Regions from separate parts of the Homo sapiens genome. Here region 1 is linked to region 2. Evidence: read pairs that join two places in POLR2A ChIA-PET (ENCODE). Cell type or tissue: PC-9. All regions are shown on one strand. Links, peaks and the distances in the headings refer to the core of each region. The heading gives the core; the rest is flanking DNA. Region 1 has its middle 3.0 kb from the start of LINC01882. Region 2 has its middle 6.3 kb from the start of PTPN2.

The links. Peaks named below come from ENCODE experiments on the same cell type or tissue, not always from the same donor. Only the 100,000 strongest peaks of a DNase experiment are listed, where the experiment ranks them.
Region 1: POLR2A ChIA-PET joins it to region 2 with 5 read pairs; 23 of 35 experiments call an interaction of 5 or more read pairs at or near these places.

Annotation. Positions count from the first base shown.
Region 1 is chr18:12,749,739-12,755,115 of GRCh38, forward strand. No RefSeq gene overlaps it. Among named protein-coding and RNA genes, the nearest start is that of LINC01882, 3.0 kb to the left of the region's middle. RefSeq lists an enhancer at 622-741. In PC-9, for the core only: no CTCF peak of the experiment used is centred there; no DNase peak of the experiment used is centred there.
Region 2 is chr18:12,887,816-12,893,192 of GRCh38, forward strand. No RefSeq gene overlaps it. Among named protein-coding and RNA genes, the nearest start is that of PTPN2, 6.3 kb to the left of the region's middle. In PC-9, for the core only: CTCF peaks have their summits at 2,872 and 3,071; DNase peaks (open chromatin) are centred at 2,346, 2,846 and 3,926; H3K4me3 peaks cover 432 bases; H3K27ac peaks cover 3,634 bases.

The sequences.
Region 1 (5,377 bases), core at 183-5,182, 140 kb before region 2:
GCGCTCTGTCACCTAGACTGGAGTGCATTGGTGTTATCTCGGCTCACTACAGCCTCCACCTCCCGGGTTCAGGTGATTGTCCTGCCTCGGCCTCCCAAGTAGCTGGGATTACAGGCGCCCACTATCACGTCTGGCTAATTTTTTGTATTTTCAGTAGAGATAGGGTTTCGCCATGTTGGCCAGGCTGGTCTCGAACTCCTGGCCTCAAGTGATCCACCTGTCTCGGCCTCCCAAAGTGCTGGGATTACAGGTGTGAGACACCGCGCCCAGCCTCACTCAAATCTCTATCATGATAAACAGCATCGCTGGCTGTCAGACAAGCTCGTGACTTTGCACAGCCATCCCAAGGCCGTGGCAAGGACTCGGAATGTGGTGAAGACAGTGGAGATCCAGAGAAGCTCTTCTTTTCCAAGAGGCAGTGAATGTGAACAGACATGTTTAAGAACCTTTCCCCCGGGGGTTGCTTTTTCAGTGACTGCACCCTCAAATGCCACAGAGAAGAAACCGCAAAAGGCACAGGTGTCTTGGCAGAGTCAACAGCCTGCTCTGGGAACCCGGGGGTTTGCTCGAGGGAGGGCAGCCACAGGGGCCATCTGTTGTGAACGCTACTCACTTGAAACTGCTCTGAACTTGAACACAAAAGCTGAATACAACCAAAGCACCAACCGACAAGGCTGTTTAAAAAAAAAAAAGTTAAAAATGATCATTTGGAAGCCTGCTGGAGCCAAGAGGACAAAGAATGAGGTCAGATGCCAAGGTCAACAGAGCAGTGCCGCCATCATTCCGATACCCTGAGTCAGGCACAGCTGAAGCTTCTGCAGACGACACATGAAATCCTTGAGACTTTGTCAGTTTAACCCACATTCAAGGCCATGCCCAAGCGAAATCGTGAAGAGACAAAGTCGCCCTTGGTGGCTGCAGTGTCCACATCTGCCTGTCATACTCTGGTTCCCTGAAACCTTCCATCTTCTTTACCTTCTAAGTCTCAGGAAAACACGTGATACCAACAGTGGATGTAAATAGAGTTATGGCTTAGTTCAGGAGAATCTGGAGCTGGGAATTGGGAGTAAAACACGAAACCTTAGGCTTGGGAGCTCAGGGAAAGGTCTCACGATAAAGGACTTAGACTTGGCACCAGGTGGAGGAGGTGTCACGTGAGGCATGGGACAGAGACCTGGGCCCCTAAGGCTGCTCCCAGGGATTCTCCCTCTGTCTCCACTTGGGTCCTTCATCCTCCTTCCCAGCCAGTGCTGGCCTTGGGCCTCCCACCTCGGCGGTGCTTCTTGCTGCCTGCACTGGTAGGTGGGTGGAGAAGAGAATGAGAGCCCACACTCACCCAGATGTGCCAGTGCCATGTGTGCCTGATTAGGACAAATAACTGAAAATGGTTCGCCAACCTTGCAGCAGCTTGCGCTGGAAGAAGCAAAGCCCAGGACGGCGCCCTTGCTCTGCCCTGAGAGAATGTGCTTGGCCCACCACTCAGGAGCATGTGGACAAGGCTGTGTCCCCGGAGCGCAGACCGGGATTCACCCGCACTGCTCCAGCACCAGCAGCCAGAGACCACCAGCAAGTGCACACAGAGGGGTCTTCAGCCTGGGGGTGAATACACGCAACATGCATGGGTGAAGCATGGCTGACTCCAAACTCCAGAAGCTACCATCACACTTCTGTGTGCTGCACTGTAACTGTGTGCCTGTGTGTGTGCATGCGTGCACACGTGTGTACGTATAGTATAGCATGGTATAGTATTGTATATAGTCAGTTAACTCCTTGGTTGCAAATGACAGTTGATGTCCAAATGACTTAAGATAACACACAAAAAATTGACCAATAACACTACAGGGATGCAATTTAGCTTCAGACACAACTGGATCGGGGGGCTCTAATGATGTCCTCAGGACCTGGACCCTCTCCAGTGGTTAGTGCTCCCCTCATTGGGACTGGACACAGTTCCGGGCTGTCTCCACTGGGCGGATCCCAGCAACACCAGGCTGACACCTTCCCAGCCTCACATCTGGGGCAAATGCTCCCCTTCTCCAAGGTACCTGAAAAAACTCGGGAACTCAGGCAATATCCTAAACTAACAACCACATCTGGAATTGGTCACATAATGCACCTGACAGACGGGGATCAGAGGACACCAGCTCACCCAAAATGCATATGCTGGGGGTGTATGAGGAGAATAAAGAACTGTACCAGGAAGCTGCAGCTATGATGCCAGGAAGGCAGAAACACTGGAGGCCCGCCATGAAGGCCCAGCTCTACATGCTGCCAAGAGAGGTTCTGCTTTTAATATCTGCTTCCAGTTGAAGGCATCCCATCTCTCCTAGGACTGCTCCTTCCTGCTGGCTGACATGAGGATGCATGTGACACTGGCCATCTGGTGACCTCAGCAGGCTTGGGCCTCAGGGTGCGTCCAGGCTGCTGAGGATGGAGTTGGAGACAGAGCAAATCGAGGTCCCCGTGTCAGCCCTGGGGCTGGGTTATACTCACCTTGGAGCCTGCCCTACTTCTGGAGTCTTTCTTATGATTTAACTAGATTTATATCAAGTTGTCTGTGACTCACAACCAAGAGCATCCTAACTGATACATCTATCATCAGAAAGGCAAGGGAAAAAAACACGTTACTTTTTAAAACTGTATTTTTTTTTTTTTTTTTTTTTGAGATGGAATCTCACTCTATCACCCAGGCTGGAGTGCAGTGGCGCGATCTCGGCTCACTGCAAGCTCCGCCTCCCGGGTTCACGCCATTCTCCTGCCTCAGCCTCCCGAGTAGCTGGGACTACACGCGCCTGCCACCACACCTGGCTAATTTTTTGTATTTTTAGTAGAGACGGAGTTTCACTGTTAGCCAGGATGGTCTTGATCTCCTGACCTCGTGATCTGCCCACCTCGGCCTCCCAAAGTGTTGGGATTACAGGCATAAGCCACTGCACCTGGCCATCATTTTTAAATGATAAATTTTTCTGAGCCTGAATATCTAGCTGTGTCTCCAACATGACCATTTGTTTCAGGGTACTCTGCAAGTTGTCCTGATTTTTCTCAGCTCATTAATGTAAATATTTAGAGCAATCTTGAGCTCTGAAAATAAAATAACTCAGTCATAACTTAAAAGCCATGTGTTTACAATGGAGAGATCAGCTCCCGTGGCCCTACATGAGTGCTTTAACGTTGTCAATCTTGGACAACCAGGAATAATGTGCATTGAATAGAATGCCATGGGCAGTTGACAGCATCACTCCTGAAGACTGGCCATACGGGGTTAACCTGAGTCTAAGAAAGATTTTAGATCTAAATTCTAACATGTGGGAAACACAGGGGATGGAGGAGTTAACATCACAAGGAAACAATCAGATACATCTCAAAGGTGGAACATTTTATAGGACAATAAGTGTACTAAGCCAGCTCGGGCTGTTGTAGAAAGATGCCACAGACTGGGCGGCTCACACAGTCTCACAGCCCTGGAGCCTGGAAGCCTAAGACAGAGCTGCCATCAGGGCTGGTTTCTGATGAGGCCTCTGTTTCAGGCTTGCAGATGGCTGCCCTCTTGCTATGTCCTCAGTGTGTGCAAGTGGGAGAAGTTTGGGGACTAGGTCTGATGTCCCTTTTCTTCTTTTCTTTTCTTTTCTTTTTTTTTTTTAATTTGAATGAAATTTTTAGGGCCAGGCACAGTGGCTCGTACCTGTAATTCCAGCACTTTGGGAGGCTGAGGTGAGAGGATCACTTGAGCCGAGGAGTTTGAGACCAGCCTGGACAACATGGCGAGACCCCATCTCTACAAAAAGTTTAAAAATTAGTGGGGCATGGTGGCACACACAAGTGGTCCTAGGTACCCAGAAGGCTGAGGTGGGAGGATCGCCTGAGCTCAAGAGGTGGAGGGTGCAGTGAGCTGTTTGAACGGCTGCACTCCAGGCTGTGTGACAAAGTAAGACCCTGTGTCTAAAAAATAATAATTATATATATTACTATAAATATAACACTATATATATATATATATATTTTTTTTTTTTTTTTTTTTTTTTTTAGAGACAAGGTCTCACCCAGGCTGGAGTGCAGTGGCACAATCATAGCTGACTGTAACCTTGAAATCCTGGGCTCAAGCAATCCTCCTATCTGAGCCTCCCAAAGTGCTGGGATTACAGGCATGAGCCACCTCACCCAGCCTCTTTCTCTTCTTCTAAGATCACCAGATCCATGGGACCAGGGCCCACCCTTATGACCCCATTGAACCTTAACCTTAATTACCTCCTGTATTTGTCAGGGTTCTCTTAAAGGGACAGAACTAATAGAATATATATGAGTTTATTAAGTATTAACTTTATTAACTTACACGATCACAAAGTCCCACAATAGGCTGTCTGCTAGCTGAGGAGCAAGGAGAGCCAGTCCGAGTCCCAAACCTGAAGAACTTGGAGTCCGATGTTCAAGGGCAGGAAGCATCCAGCATGGGACAAAGACGTAGGCTGGGAGGCTAGGCCCATCTCTCTTTTTCATATTTTTCTGCCTGCTTTATATTCACTGGAAGCTGATTAGATTGTGCCCACCAAATTAAGGGTGGATCTGCCTTCCCCACCCACTGACTCAAATGTTAATCTCTTTTGGCAACACCCTCACAGACACACCCAGGATTAATACTTTGTATCCTTCAATCCAATCAGGTTGACAGTATTAACCATCACAAGTCTACCCCTTGTCAACTTGAACCCATACACAACTCCTGAGATCATACATAATCTTCAAATAAGGACAACAATAAGGTCATAATTACGCCTAACATAATACAACTATCCTTCGTACAACTGGAAATGCACCAATCCCCAACCCCAATACTATTACATAAAGTTAACAGTACTTAAATGCTAACATGAAGTCAATAAATCTTATGTCACATGATAAAGGAGAAAGGAAATAAAATGAAGTTATTTTCTTAGCACAAGTGTATGCATGCACAAACATGTTTTTAACGAAAGAAGGAGGAAATACTCATAACAATTACAGTCCTCGCTTCTGCAGCGGGTCACGTGGTCATGGCTGGTATTGATAACTACCTTCTTCTACTACCCGTTCTGTATTCCCTTTGCCTTCAGCAAGCACCTCAGCAGGTTGTGGCTATTTTCCTGGTGGAATGACCCAAACCTTCATTCCTGAAGGGTCTGGGTTATTTGTAATCCTGCCTGGATTGGGCTGTTGTAGTTTCCCATTGACCTTAATCACAGGGCATGGTAATACTAAGAGACGCCCTAATGGATCTCCTATATTCCATGCATACTCTTCCTTTCCTCTGTTGTGGAGTAGTGGACTGATTTCATCTTGATAGTTCGAGTCAATCACTGCAGCCAACTCTGTAACTCCCTTCTTAGCCTGTTGACTTAAAGGT
Region 2 (5,377 bases), core at 111-5,110:
GTGAATTTAGGCTAGGTGCAGTGGCTCACACCTGTAATCCGAGCACTTTGGGAAGTCAAAGTGGGAGGATCACTTGAGGCCAGTAGTTGGAGACCAGCCTGGGTAACATAGTGAGACTCCATCTCTAAAAATAAAAAAATTAGAAAAAAAAATTGAATTTAGAGATGTCTTTGAAAACAAAGTCAATATAAGAAAAAGCAGTTGTATTTTTTTTTTTTTTTTTGATGGAGTCACTCTGTCGCCCAGGCTGGAGTGCAGCGGTGCAATCTCAGCTCATTGCAACCTCTGCCTCCTGGGTTCACGCCATTCTCCCGCCTCAGCCTCCCAAGTAGTTGGGAATACAGGTGCCCGCCACCACGCCTGGCTAATTTTTTAGTAGAGATGGGGTTTCACCGTGTTAGCCAGTATAGTCTTGATCTCCTGACCTCGTGATCCGCCCACCTTGGCCTCCCAAAGTGCTGGGATTACAGGTGTGAGCCACTGCGCCCGGCAGAAAAAGCAGTTGTATTTCTACATAGCAACAGCAACTAGAAAATTTTTAAACATTGGAATATAAACTATTCCGAAAAATTCTTAACAAAAGATTAGCAAAACCTCTAGTCTGAAAACCACAACATATCACTCAGAGGAATGAAAGAAGAGCTAAATAAATGGAAGGATATACGATGTAATGTCTTGGAAACTTTAGTATTGTAAAGTTGCCAGTGCTTCTCAAAGTCATGTATGAATTCAGTGCAATCTCAATCAAAATCTCACCATATTTTTGTAGTGGAAATTGACAAGCTGATGCTACCATTTACAAATAAAAATGCAAGGGGCCAAGAATAGCCAAAATAATCTTAAGGAAGAAGAAAATGGAAGTTTTACCTCACCAGATAATAAGATTTACTCTAAAGCTACGATAATTAAAACAGCGTGTTCTTAGTGTGAAGATAGACAAATAGAAGAATGGAACAGAATAGAGTCTAAAGAAGAACTCAAGGGCCAAAAGTAGCCAAGAAGAACAGATCTGGAAGACATTATCCCTCCAGATATCAAGATCTCTTATAAAGATATGTGGTATCGACGCAAGGAAAGGCAAGCTGACCAAGGCAAGCTGACCAGTGGAACTAAACAAAGTCCAGAAACAGGTTCACACATATAGTCATCCGGTGTGTATCTTTGTGTGTGTGTATTTCACAAAGGCTTAAAGTAATGTGTCTTCAATAAATGGTGCTACATCCAAAAGAGCATAACTATATGTTTCCATTTTATATGAAGTTCAAAAATAGACAACAGAATAGTGATTACCTCTGGAGGCAGCTGGGGGCTGCCTCTGGTAGGGTGGGGGTGTTGCCTGGGAAGAAGCATGAGAGAATCTTCAGGGGTCCTGGAAATATTCCATATCTTGATTTGGTTGGTGGTACACTGTTGTGTATAATATACACGTATTTGTACATGTGTGTATAAAATGTCATTGAGCTCCACATTTAAGATTTTTTGGACTTTATTATATGTATGCTAACCTCAATAAAACTAAAAAATTCCTCACTCGAGTGAAAACTTTTTTAATTTAAATAAAAATAAACGGTATTTCATTTAGAAATGGAAACCAGGCACATTATCTTACACAGTATTTCATAAACTACCATCACCTAGTGAATATAGCAAAAGACTGTATATGGCTTCAAAGCCACATAATGCACCTAAATTCTCTAAAATTGCCAGCAATTACAAAGTGATAGATATGAGCCACATAGGATCAAGATGGGGATTCACTCATTCCATATTTTGGAGCCACAAAGTATATCTGCTGCCTAGGTTTGGACCAAATGCAATTAATGTATCAAACAAAAAATCCTAATATTTATTCAGCTTCATCCACAGCCTCCAAAAATGGTTTTAGTAAAAGACCAAATAAATTACGGTTTTTAAAAAAACTTTCGGGGCTGGGCGCGGTGGCTCACGCCTGTAATCCCAGCACTTTGGGAGGCCGAGACGGGCGGATCACGAGGTCAGGAGATCGAGACCATCCTGGCTAACACGGTGAAACCCCGTCTCTACTAAAAATACAAAAAATTAGCCGGGCGTGGTGGTGGGCGCCTGTAGTCCCAGCTACTGGGGAGGCTGAGGCAGGAGAATGGCGTGAACCCAGGAGGCGGAGCTCGCAGTGAGCCGAGATGGCGCCACTGCACTCCAGCCTGGGCGAAAGAGCGAGACTCCGTCTCAAAAAAAAAAAAAAAAAAAAAAATTTCAGGCTCTGTGTGGTGGCTCACACCTATAATTGCAGCACTCTGTGGGACCAAGGTGAGTGAGTCAGCCTGGCCGACATGATGAAACCTAGTCTCTACTAAAAATATAAAAATAAGCTGGGCGTAGTCACGCGTGCCTATAATCCCAGTGACTCAGGAGACTGAGGCAGGAGAATCGCTCAAACCTGAGAGGCAGAGGTTGCCGTGAGCCAAGATTGCGCCACTGCACTCCAGCCTGGGCAACACAGTAAGATTCCGTCTCAAAAAAAAAGCTGGGTGTGGTGGCACATGCCTGTAATCTCAGCTACTCAGGAGGCTAGGCAAGACAATTGCTTGAGCCTGGGAGGCAGAGGTTGCAGTGAACCAAGACGGCGCCTGTTGCACTCCACCCTGGGTGACAGAGTGAGACTCTGTCTCAAAAAAAAAAAAAACTTCCAAAAATAACTACCTAACCCAACTACACAGAATATGTGGTAGGCCTTCCAATGAACTATCATAGTCCCTAAATATGTCAGTTATCAATTTATTGACATTAAGCTCAAGGCTTCCTTTTTCACCTTCTCTATGAGAATGGATCTGGGCCCTTTAAATATTTTTCCTTTGCCAGCTGACACAGTGTTAAGCTTTGTCAGTAGGGGGAGTGGAGAGACACTTAAGGAGAAAGGGCTTGCTGGGAACCGCACAGGGGAACTGTGCTTGCTGGGCTGACTCCAGTGACCAGCAGCCTCCCCCAGCACCTTGCTCCTGGGGGTGCGTCTGTAGCAGAGTACCTCCCGTGAGACATCTCCCCGTGAGCAACTTTCCCATACACCCAGAGGGCAATAGAGTAGATTGAATGGGGGCCTCTCAAAAATGTGTCTGCCTGGAACCTGTGAATGTGACCTTCTATGAAAAAAGGGTATTTGCAGATTGAGCTACAAATCCTAAGATCAGATCATCTTGGATTATCAGGGTGAGCCCTAAATCCAATGACAACTGTCCTTCTAGGAGAAGGGCAGGGAGAGATTTGAGACAGGAAAGGGCCATATGAAGATGGAGGCAGAGGTTAGTCACTCAGCTACGGGGAACACCTGGAGCACCCAGAAGCTGGAAGAGGCAATGAAGGCTCCTCCCTGAACCCTTCCAAGGGAGCAGAGCCCTGCAGACACCTTGGTTTTGGACTTCTGGCCTCTAGAACTAAGTGAGGATAAATGGTGTTGTCTTAAGCCACCAAGTCCATGGTCATTTGATATGGCAGCCAGCTGTACAAGGTTTCCAGCTAGTTCCACAAATGCACCCCCACAGGGAGGGCTCTCCATGCAGCGGGCTAGAGGCACGCCTTCTCTAAGAAGATCTGGGACTCCTTAGAGTTTCATCCCTCAGCTTCTCAATGAAAAAAAATCCTTAAGCTTCTCAATGAAAAAACTTTTGAATGGAAGTACCTTAAAATTAAGGATTTCTGTTCATCAAATGACAGCATTAAGGAAAAGGGTGAACTGCAGAGTAGACGTTTTGCAGTGAATACTTCCCCAAAAGACTCAGGCCCAAAATAAAGAACGCCTACAAGTCAGTATGAGAAAGATAGCTTAATAGGAAAACGGGCAAGAGATTTTTGAGTAGGCATTTTGTGAAGAGGATATCCAAATGGCCAGTAAGCATATGAACCTTACCCTCATTAGTCACTAGAGAATGCCAGTTACTCCTATAATGAGATAATACCTCACCCCACCAGAGTGGCAGGAACTGGAAGCAGCTATAGGTCTTACACCTGCGGGGTGAATGAATGTTGACTGGGGGAGTGAGGAGTGTAACCGGGCCCTTTGAGATTTCAGCACCCCGCATTTTTAGTGGCTGAAACCATGAACATTCTGATCAGGCCCTTGCCTGCTTGCACATGTTAACTGCCCGCTTTCTGCCAATATCCCTTGCTCCCTCAATATAATGATAAACTGCTGATGTGCTGTTTCTTCACCAAGAGGAGAAGATAACTTCAAGGTCACAAAACATTTTTGCAGAGGGAATGGATGCTGTTAAGGATGTCATGACCGGCTGTTGATGCCCAGAAGTCTGGTTGTTCAAGGCACTATCTGAGACTGAAGAAACACAGACTTTCCCATCGGTTCCCTGAAACTCCCCCTCCCTTTTGTCTAGCTGCACAAAAACTCCCTGCTTCACCTTTTTGTTAAGACAGATTTGAGAGATCTTGCCCTCCTGCCCTCTTGCCTTGGTCAAATTGAATAAACCTTTCTCTATCTCCAAGCACCAGTGTCTCAGTGTTTGGCCCCAGCTGCTCATGGGGTACACAGGTCTGAGTTTGGGGTTCTACAATAGAAGTACAGTCCTAGCAAATCAAGCTGCATTGAACCATTCCAGAGGACAAAGGGTGGCATAAAAATCTGTTGGAAGAGAAGTTACCAGAGAGTGACAGATATATACTTTACCACGTTGTTAAGATAAATATCACAATTTTGCCTTGATTAGTCTTGGAAGAAAGAATAAATAATGGATAAAGGAAGATGAAAACTAGGTGACTTTGATCAGTATTCTAAAAATGATTCATGTGTCTTTTGTTGTTGTTTTAGAGACAGGATCTCATTCTGTCTCCCAGGCTGGGGTACAATGGTGCGATCATAGCTTACTGCAGACTCCAACTCTTGGGCTCAAGAGAGCCTCCCATCTCAGCCTCCAGAGCTGGGACTACAGGCATGTACCACGCCCGGCTAATTTTTAAATTTCTTTTGTAGAGATGGAGTCTCACTATGTTGCCCAGGCCAGTCTCAAATTCCTGGCTTCAAGTGATCCTCCTGCCTTGGCCTCCCAAAGCATTGGGATTACAGGTATGCGCCACCATGCCAGTCCCTAAAATGATTAGTTCTTGAGTACTTTGTTAGAACCATATTCCTTTGTATGTGTTAGATGGTTCTCAAGTCTCCTTAATTCTTGAAATCTAGAGCTTTTTATTTATTTTGATAATTTTGAGTCTGCATCCATCAGTGTCCCAGAGGATGTACAGTTGTGAAACCGTTGGCACACTAAGAAAGGTAATTAAAGAGAGTTTAAGGACAGAATGATTTACAGAGTTGTGGACAAGATTAGAAGAAATCTAAACACTCAGGGCTAAACACTCAGGGTTAACAACTGTGTGGAAATTCTACCAATCCATGGGT